Regions from separate parts of the Mus musculus genome. Here regions 1, 2 and 3 are each linked to region 4. Evidence: chromatin loops called from intact Hi-C (ENCODE). Cell type or tissue: heart. All regions are shown on one strand.

Evidence for each region. Hi-C counts contacts between places; a loop is a spot of excess contacts. Peaks named below come from ENCODE experiments on the same cell type or tissue, not always from the same donor. Only the 100,000 strongest peaks of a DNase experiment are listed, where the experiment ranks them.
Region 1: a loop joins it to region 4, with 2.5 times the contacts of the local background. A loop is called at or near these places in 3 of 42 quality-filtered maps.
Region 2: it touches region 4 in a loop (5-fold over the local background); 12 of 42 quality-filtered maps call a loop at or near these places.
Region 3: it touches region 4 in a loop (2.4-fold over the local background); 3 of 42 quality-filtered maps call a loop at or near these places.

What each region holds. Positions count from the first base shown.
Region 1 is chr6:113,133,677-113,136,176 of GRCm38, forward strand. The region is part of intron 16 of Setd5 (SET domain containing 5); the gene reads left to right. Among named protein-coding and RNA genes, the nearest start is that of Setd5, 57 kb to the left of the region's middle. In heart, a CTCF peak has its summit at 1,104 (motif pointing left); no DNase peak of the experiment used is centred here.
Region 2 is chr6:113,102,505-113,105,004 of GRCm38, forward strand. Setd5 (SET domain containing 5) reads left to right here. Exons shown (of 22, transcript NM_028385.1): 2 at 2,431-2,500. Among named protein-coding and RNA genes, the nearest start is that of Setd5, 26 kb to the left of the region's middle. In heart, a CTCF peak has its summit at 1,487 (motif pointing left); no DNase peak of the experiment used is centred here.
Region 3 is chr6:113,141,530-113,144,029 of GRCm38, forward strand. Setd5 (SET domain containing 5) reads left to right here. Exons shown (of 22, transcript NM_028385.1): 18 at 2,084-2,500. Among named protein-coding and RNA genes, the nearest start is that of Lhfpl4, 53 kb to the right of the region's middle. In heart, no CTCF peak of the experiment used is centred here; no DNase peak of the experiment used is centred here.
Region 4 is chr6:113,036,974-113,039,473 of GRCm38, forward strand. No RefSeq gene overlaps it. Among named protein-coding and RNA genes, the nearest start is that of Gm43868, 7.9 kb to the right of the region's middle. In heart, no CTCF peak of the experiment used is centred here; a DNase peak (open chromatin) is centred at 1,118; H3K4me3 peaks cover 858 bases; H3K27ac peaks cover 219 bases; H3K27me3 peaks cover 267 bases.

The sequences.
Region 1 (2,500 bases), 97 kb after region 4:
CAACAAGGAGTACACCAACTCTGGCCTCCACACTTTAGGTAATACAAACATGGACACATTTTTTTTTTCTTAAGTGTAAATTAGGGAAGGACTATAACTAAGTGGTAGAGTGCATACACAGCATGTGTGGTTGTCCCTCAGTTCATTCCTCAAACAAGATAGTATTGGTGCTTTATACATACTGTCCCAAAACTTCAACAGTGAGTACTGTTGCAGCCTAGACTACATTCTGGGCCTCAGTGAGAGACACAAAACATAAACATACTGACTTATAGACAACCTAGGCTCAATCAACCCTTGAGACCCCCATGGTAAAGGAGAAAATCAACTCACCAAGTTGTTCTTTGACTTCCAACTGCATGGCACAGCCTGCATGTATGCATACACACACACACACACACACACACACACACACACACACACACACACACGCGAAATAAAATATTTTTAAAAACTAAAGAATTAAATGTTAACCTAAAGGTTAAAACTAAAGGCCAATGGGTGGTATTTTCATAGTTCAGGGATAGAATTGCAAGTTCGTTAGTTAGATTCATTCTGCTAATTAAAGCCATTAAAACAGACGATTAAAAAAACATCTTTAGATTTAATTTTTGTATATGAGTGTTTTGACTATACATATGTATGTGTACCACATGTTTGCGTGGTGCCAATGGAGTTCAGAAGAGGGCATTACATTTCCTGAAATTGGAGTTATAGATGGTTCTGAGCTGCCATGTGGGTGCTAGCAATTGAACCTGGTTTTTCTGTAAGAGTAGACAGTGTTCTTAATCACTGCCATCTCTCCAGCCCTGTTAAATACATTTTAAAAACAAACTAGCCAACGGTGGTAGCACAGGTCTTAATCCTAGCACTTGGGAGGCAATAGCCAACCTGGTCTACAAAGTGAGTTCTGGGACAGCCAAGGCTACACAGAGAAACTCTCTTAGAAAAGCCACTTTAAAAGAGAGAGAGACTGGGGCTGGAGAGATGGCTCAGTGGTTAAGAGCATTGACTATTCCAGAGGTCATGAGTTCAATTTCCAGTAACCACATGATGCCTCACAACCATCTGTAATGGGATCTGATGCCCTCTTCTGGTGTGTCTGAAGACTGTGATCATGTACTCATATATATAAAATAAATCTTTTTTTTATAAAGAGAAACTGAAAAGGTCAATTTTTAACTCTTAAAACCAGCATACTGATACAGTGTAAGCTAGACATTGCAAATCATTCACACAATTAAATACAGAGGTAGTAAGCATGTGTAAGTGTGGATGTACATGCATGGAGACCAGAGGAATTGATCAGGTATTTTGTTCTTCATGCTGTTTTGAAACATTGTCTCACTGAACCTCCATTAGGCTGGCAGCCAGCAAGCTCCCACCCCAGCACTGGAGTTACAGGCTAAAGTACAGCTATAGCTGGCCTTTCGTGAGTATTGGTGATTCAAACTCACATTCTCAAGCTTGTTCAACTCCCACCTTAAAGTTGAGAGAGAGAGAGAGAGAGAGAGAGAGAGAGAGTCCTGTAGTTGTCCTAACAAATAAGTAGAGAAAAGTTTTTTATCATAGTAGACTCAACAATTGCAATACAGGAAAATACTTAATAATTCAACATAGGTTAAATTTTGGCAATACTAATGTCACATACCCATTTTTAAAAGGTATTCATAAATCGGGTATGCTAACACATGCCTGTGACAGGAGGATGCTAGTTTGAAGCTAGCCTGGATTACATGGCCACTTCAAGGACAGCTTAGTTTACAATGATAGGATCCTATTTCAAAAACATGCTACCACCAAAGAAAGAAACATACAAAAATTTATTCACTAACAGAAATTTCTGGGAAATCATTTTAATTTATGTATATATAATGGGTAGCATGGGTTTAAATGTATGAGTTTGCATAATCTTGAGCAGTATTGAGGCAGGGTTTTAAAAAATGAGTGTGTATGTTAATATATATTTGACAACTATACCAAAAAGAAAACAAATAGCAAAGACTACCAACTGACCTTTAGGCAATCGCTGGGTTTTTAAATATAGCATCTTAAGTGTTCATTGAATATCAAATATAGATCACATTCATTTATGTAGTAATTCCTCCTAGTTTTCCTACAGTAATACACAAAATGTATTTAGCAGTTACATTGTTGAACCCTCAGTACAGAGTTCTTAAAGATTGGCTTTGAAGTCTTTAGAAATGCTTAAAAATTATTTTACAGATTAGTCTTGAATTACATGTTTATTTGTTTGTTTTGTACCTAGGCACATTAAAAAGGATAAAACATCACATGCTATAAAGAACAAGAGGAAAAGTATTCTTTCAATGTAGAGAAATGAAAAATCCTAAGAAACAAAAAAAAATTTATTTAAACATATCAGTGCCTCACACCTTTATATTGGCTACTTTCCTAACTCCAGTAGGTTTGCACTTGGAGTTACATCACCAGAGAAATCTTCCTAAGCACATCCCTGATCTCGGGCCACATTTGCCTG
Region 2 (2,500 bases), 66 kb after region 4:
TATCTAACTAAAATTAGAAGAAGTACCCTTCAAAATGCTCTTTGGGTTTATTTGTGAGTGTTCTCTTTGTTTTGCCATTTGAAGATTTTTGTGTCATTTCCCCAATTGCTTGGGTGTTTTTTGAGAATTCTTGTTTAGCTACTTGAGGGGGGATGGATATTTATTTGCAAGTTGGTACAAAGACAGCAAGTGGAGCAGTCACACTGATCATGAATTGTGTCAAGTCGATAGGAAAGTTCACTTCATTTGCATTTTAGTTTTAGTTTTAACAGTGTCACCCTGAGTTGGATGAGAACAGGTATTTTGCCACACCCCGTTTCAAGAGGCCCAGGTACTACAGAAAGCTGCTTTAGTTTATCGCATCGGTAGCTTTCTCAAGTAATGGTGCAAAAGTAATACCTTTATATGGTCTTAATTTTGGACTAATTGACCATTCAGAATTAGTTTTCTTTTGCCACATTAATGTCTCATTTATCAAAATGAAATCCACATGACTCAAATCAGTAACTATTTAAAATCTTCGTTAATTGATTTTAGTTGGTATCATATACTTTTTGTTTTATTTAGCTATTTTTTAATAGTATTGATAATTTTACTTCTTTCTTTTTCAGATTTTAGAGGCAGGGTTTCTCTGGGTAGGTCTGGCTGTCCTGGGAATCACTATATACACTGGACTGGCCTTGAACTTAAGGATTCCCCCCCCCCCGCCTCTGCCTCCTGTGTGCTGGGATCAAAGGCTTATGCCACCCTCACCACCTGGCTGATAATTATATTTTACCTACTGTGTTCACGAGAGTCTTTTTAGTCTAGAGGTCTTTGACATTATATTGACTTCTAAACACATAAAATGCTTCTTGTTTCATCTTTTAGTGACTCTTCTTACATTAGTATGAAACCACTAATATGAATCATGCTAATTCTGTTTTTACCTCCAAATGCCTTAATCTGATTTTTTTCCCCATATTTACTACTCACTGATTTTTTTTCTTCCTAAATAATACCAGTTTATGGTTACCAAATCAAAGTTTGTTCATTGCTTTTTTTATGCAAAATAATATTTGTCATACAATGTTGTTTAGGATTTCTGTTACGTACATGTATACATCCTTTTAAAGTGGTTATTAAATCAAAACAAAGTTGAGCAGGAGGTACAAGTTTCTGTATGTCCTCTATATCCACACATACTTAGCTCTCTCCCTCCACCCCTCTCACACATACTTAGCTCTCTCCCTCCACCCCTCTCACTTACGTTTCTCTTCATATCTATCAGTATATATTGCTGCACAATTGTGGGTTTTAGATAATTACATGATCTCTAAGACTAGTTAAAAGAAGTCAGAGAGGGTGGAGAAATGGCTCAGCAGTTAATTAAAAACAGTGGCTTTTCTTCTACAGGACCTTGGATTCAAGGCCTAGCACCCACATAGCAGCTTACAGCTGTCTGAAACTCTATTCTGAGGGGATCCAATGCCCTCTTCTGGCCCCTGTGGGCACTACATACACTTAATGTACAGCATGCAAGTGAAACACATAGATTTTTTTTTTTTTAACAAAGCAAGTTGGGGGCATAAGAAATGGCTATCTGATCAAACAACTAATTGATATCTTCTACCAGGTTTATTTTAGAAGGGATAAGTGAGTGTTGATTAAACTATGCTTATTGATTGCCTAGAAGAAGTTTAAGTGAAATTATTAAGGAATAATAGTTCTAGGATTCTTCTGATAACCATCCTGAATCTTAAAATTTGTTTGGTATATCCTAGACTACTAGAAAAGTGTGTCTGCTGGGCAGCTAACGAGTGAGGAACATGTGCTTTTTAGTAAGCCAGTTAGACTATTGTTTTCACTTTGGCAGAAAAGAAAATAATGAAAATAGAAATTTAAAAATAATCATAACGTTTACCAATCTCCTTTGTAGAACATTAGTAAATTAAAATACATAATAAGCCAACAAACAACTTTTTAAAAACCTTATATCTATTCAGGGAGCTAGAGAGATGGCTCACTGTATAAAAAGCACTTGTACAACTTTGAGGACCTGAGTTCAAATCTCCAGTGTGCATGTAAAGGACAGGAGATTGTTGCTTCACATGCCTCTAACCAATATCAGCAGGCATAGATCCTATAAGTCAATCCTACCAACTTACTGGCCAGCCTGCTAACCCAGCCAAAACGGTGATTTTGCAGTTTAGTAAGAGACCCTATCTCAAGGGAATAAGATTTGAGAGCCATAGAGAAAGACAGCCAGAATCCTCTTGTTTCCATGTGCATACATGAGTACTCTCAAACATACACACTTGACAAGCATACACTGTGCAGAGACACCACAAACACAAAGAGTACTATCCTAACAATACAAAACACCCTATAGCATTTAAGATAAATTTAAGAAATTCTCTAGTCAGTGGTTATTTTCATTTTTTGTGGCAGGATTCCTCATGTCCGTAACATGTTGGCTGAGGCTCTGCAGTTCACCCCCACTCTTTGAGTGGTCAGTCTC
Region 3 (2,500 bases), 100 kb after region 4:
TTTTAACTCTGTTAGATGTGTGCAGGTGTATAACAGTCACTTGAGAGGAACTGATCATAGTTCACAGGTATACCCCTAAAGCTAGTAAGAGAATAAAGAAAAGAAAGATTATAATCAGAGGAAGTATGGGGTGAAGAAACAGAGTTCCTCTAGGAAGAATAAGGAGTAGGTTGTGCCCCACCATAAGAAACACTGTGAGCCCTCTAAAATGATTCACCTAATTCTTTCCTGAGTTCTAATTGAGGTGTTCATTGATAGCATGAAACATTATAAGTCCTTTCTAAGGTACCAGGAAGCATTTAGCTGAACTAACCACTTTGTGGAAGTGAGTTCTGCAGTTAAACATTTACCATATGCATAAACATTAACCATCCTCACCACCAAATCCCTCCCTAAAAAGTGTGGCAAACAGCCATGCTTATCGTTACTTTCTGTTTTGCTTCTTGACTCTGAGAAGATAAATAACAAGATACTTTTTCCTCCTCTAGAACATCTCCTCCCCTGAGGGTTCCCCTGCACATAGGCCTAAGCCCCTGTCACCAGAGGTAGTTACCATACCATCTCAATCACATGCAGGCTGAGAGTGAGTGCACAAGGGTGGTCCTGAATTGGGGGGTGAGGGGGCTGGACTGGAGGGTGGCCTCTCATTCACAGCAAATAGAGTGGATCTTATATAAAAACTGACTGCACAGGACCGTGGGGAAATGAGTAGCTGTTTTTATGTTGTGGGGTTGCTTTTGTTGTCATTTGGGAGAAGGAATGGCTGAAGAGTTTCATTAAAGAGAATCTTCAGAGGATGTAGATTCTATGTGCATGAGAGCATTGTTAGAGAAAGTCATGAATAACATCCTCCTGTTAACAAGGAAACTGGAGTTGGTCGACACTGTCTCAGTATCATGTCAGCAATGTATAATTGGGGTTAAACTGACAGCTCACACGGCTGGGTGTCTGGGCTTTGGGTGACAGATGAGCAGCTTCCTTTAGGGAATCCAGCGTTCTCTGGCTTTCCTTCATTTCCTCTGGAGTGCCTAGTTGGGTGTAAGTATGTAAGGAAGCTTAAGCCCAAGCTCTGGGTTACAAACCTTCTCTTGTGCAGAGGCTGGGATACAGTTTGTGTGCAGTGATTTATACCTCTTAGGATACCAATTTCAGTACTTTGCTAAGAAACCCTCCTACCCTAAAGATCCAAAATCATGATTTCAGTGTTAGCAGTTATAATAAGCTTTAGACATGTAATTAATTATTAACCCTATAAATCTACATGGAGCTTTTTTTCTCTGTACCTTTTCAAAATTAACTGGCCTTTAGTCTCACTTTCCAAAATAATTAGGGCCCTACTCCCTGACTAATCACCAAATTCTCAGTCAGTAGGATATTCTGTAGATCATCATGAAACTGAAAAGATTATATTCCACTAGTTTATTGTTAACTTCCTGAGTATTGTGAGTCCATCTTGTTGGGAAAGTATAGATTGCTCTGTCTTGGGTTGCTAAAGATTCAATATTAGAAAGGCTTTGATAACTGATCTGTCTAGTTAAGGGAATGTTGGTGTTAAGCGATACAGATAAGCAGTAATGGGTCGGTTTTATCACTGGTGCATTTCAGCCTTTGATATGCTTTTTGGCGGTAGGCTTTAGCAGTTCTTTGATAGATTGATAGACAGCAGAGGACACGGAATTGAACAGACAGAATGTTGCATGAGAAACATAATCCAAGGTACAAGTAAATAAGGAATGGATTCGTTGCAACCTTTAATGCTATTCTCCTAGTGAGTAATTTACCATGCTTGGCTTTTCAACTACCTCCTGCTTTTCTCCACCTTCCCTTACACCTTCCATTGAAACTAATTTAATAATATATAACATCAGAAGCCAGCAACTTAAGACCTTTCTGTGGTGTGTGTGCTTGGGGCTCAGATACATCCCTGGCTACACTGCCAGCCCCACATATGCTGTCAAACGATGTGATGAAGGCTGAGCAGAGTAGTCATGTTTGCAGAATTGCCTGATGCCTTCATTCCCTTTTTGCCCTTTGACTTTTTCTGTTATACCATGTCCCATATCTCTGTTGATTTTTATTTCAGCTTTGTCACCGAAAAGACCTAGATTTGACAAAAGTGGGATTCCCAGACTCCAGCACTCACAGCTGCGCTGATAGGCCCTCCCTGCTTAACTGCAATCATCCTGACCTGGCTTCTCATCCCTCTGTTGTTCCCACCTCCGAGGCTGGCTTCCCAAGCAGGAGTGGAGATGGTCCTCAGACCTTGCTGAGAAACTCAGACCAGGCGTTTAGGACAGAGTTCAATTTGATGTACGCCTACTCCCCTTTGAATGCTATGCCTCGAGCAGATGGACTGTATAGAGGGTCTCCCTTGGTGGGAGACAGGAAGCCTTTACATTTAGATGGAGGATATTGTTCCCCTGCTGAAGGCTTTTCCAGCAGATATGAACATGGCTTTATGAAAGACCTCTCTCGGGGATCCATGTCACCTGGTGGTGAA
Region 4 (2,500 bases):
CCAGTCATGACATATTGCCACAATGCCACATTCTAGAGATCCAAATCAAATCCAGAGGTCAAAGCAAGCCATAAGCCCAGCCCAGGCAATGCCCCTTGTTAAGAGCAAGGATACCAGAATTGTTGGAAGCTATTTTTGTAGAACCTTTATAACACTTCAATGAATATCCACAGCCACTTATGAGACAGTCACCATTTCACTCCCTATTGTATAAGTAAGGGAAACTCAGACTGGATTGACTAAATAGCCCCCTGACGCAGGCATCATATCTGGGAGTGGCTCTTCACTGCTGCAGAGTTCCCCTTTACTTTCAAAGTAGAGGGCAATGGTTAGATGGCTAGAACCCAGTGTTCCTTCTTCTCTGAGAGAGATAGGAAAGCAAAGTACTGAAGAGTTCAGATGCTGGAGTGCAAATCACTTTGGTTTGTAATTCAGTGCTGGTTTTAATTCATTGTCACCATGACTTGGGCTAATTAGCCTCAGTTTCACCACCTTAATAATGGGGTTGATAATGTACAGTTAAAACAATGGTGAGATAAGACCCTGCCTGGACACATGCAGCCAGCTCTTTTTTCTCATGGGATCTACATTCATTGACTCAGTCAGAAAGAAAGGATGTTTTCAAATAACACCTGTACTACACACATACAGACTACTTACATAGAATTTACATTCTATTAGTTATAAGACAATCTAGGGATGCCTTAAAGTATACAAGCAGATATTCACAAGTCAGTAGTATGCCACTTTATATAGAAACTTCAGTATCTTTGAATTTGGGAATCTATTGAGGCACTTGAAATGAATCTACTACCACACCTAAGAACTTTCTACTATTGTTAACTTGAGTGTCCTAATTATTTGCCTTGAATCAAGCAGTGTACTTCAGCCTCAAGACCACTGTGTCAAGAGTTCCTGTGGCCTACTGACACTCTATGGACACTGCCTCAGTCAGCTTTGCCTCTGACCCCAATTCTGCTGCAGTGACTACTCCCAAGGAACTCTGTCACGAGGTTGACCCCATGTCTGCTCTTTCGTTGCACTGCGTATCCCTGTTGCAGCTATCTACTCTCTGTGCTGGAGCCCTGGTGGCCATCCGTGTTTACTTACACCGCTTCCTTTACCAGTCTCTTTCAGCTCGGACTGGACAACTGGAAGAGGAAATGGAAGTTTCCAGGTTAGCTCATTTGCTGCATTTGTCGTGCTTTGAAATAGCCAAAATGCTCCAGCGTGAGGAACCACTAGGTGGCAGGGCTGCTTCACTGCCTGCCTCATCGCTTTCTTTATTCCTTTATTGTCTATACATCAACTGCAGCAAAAATACAGTTTCTTTAAAACGAATCAGTTGCTTTTAAATCAACTTGCTTACTGCTACGCAACTGCTGAAAAACTAAGAAAACTCACATACTTTGCTCTGAATATCCACTGTGATGTCACTAATTCCTTTCGGAGCTCTCACAGAGGTCAGATTACTGCAGAAGTTTTACTGCCTTCGGCTTAAAAAGGCGTGGGAAAAGCAAATAAACCAGTGCCTGTTGAGCACACGGCCAGAGCTGATTGTTTTCCCTCTAGTTGTCAACGCCCAGCAGGACAAAGATCTTTAGGTTAAGGTTCATGGACTATTAGGCTGTTGTTTCATTCATAGGATTGTGGCCCCATCTCTCCTTTCCCAGAAGGTCGCTTCGGAGGAGATGGAATTTCAGCTGCTTCCTGAGACAGAAGCAGGTGCAGGCACATCCTTCCTTCAGTTACGTCCCCACAGGAATCCAACCCGTCAGGTGGGAACTCTTAACAAAATGGACTAGGAGGGACAGAGAAGGGAGGAGATGTGGAGCGAAGGCCAAGAATGCTAATAAAGCCCTTGTCTTACAGCACCAAGGACGGAGAACTGCTGTAGACAGTTGGCGGGATGAGACATACAGCTAGGTGTGGTAGTGCACATTTGCAATTCCATTACCTGGGAGGCCAAAGCAGGAAGGTCACGGGTTCTAGGGCAACCAGTGCTACTTAGTGAGACTGCAAAAATAAACAGACAAGTTTTTAACATATATATCATTTAGAGTTAAATGTAAAATTAAGATACAAATCCTTGGGGGCTGTAGCTGGAAGGACAGAAGGGAGAGGCAAACTAGCAAAAAGGAAAAGTTAAAGTCAACTTAGGTAACACAGCACAGTCGATAGAAAATATGGAAAACCAAACCAGCAAGGTATAACATTCATAAACAAGGAAACGTTATTTTGAGGCATGAAGGTAATAAGAAAATAAAACTAAGCTAAACCACCCAACCAAACAACAACCCTGAAAACACAAAGACCTAGTAATCCTTGTGTCTACACAACAGATGGAGGCACTAGGTAATAGAGTAAGCGGTACTGTGTGGTTTCCTAACCACCATCTTGTTGTACCTTAAGAATGGGCTCGGGTGAGAGATCGCTTGGAAGCTAAAGTCCTCGCTACTCAAGCCTCACAACCTGAGTTCAACCCCTGGAATAAGCAACT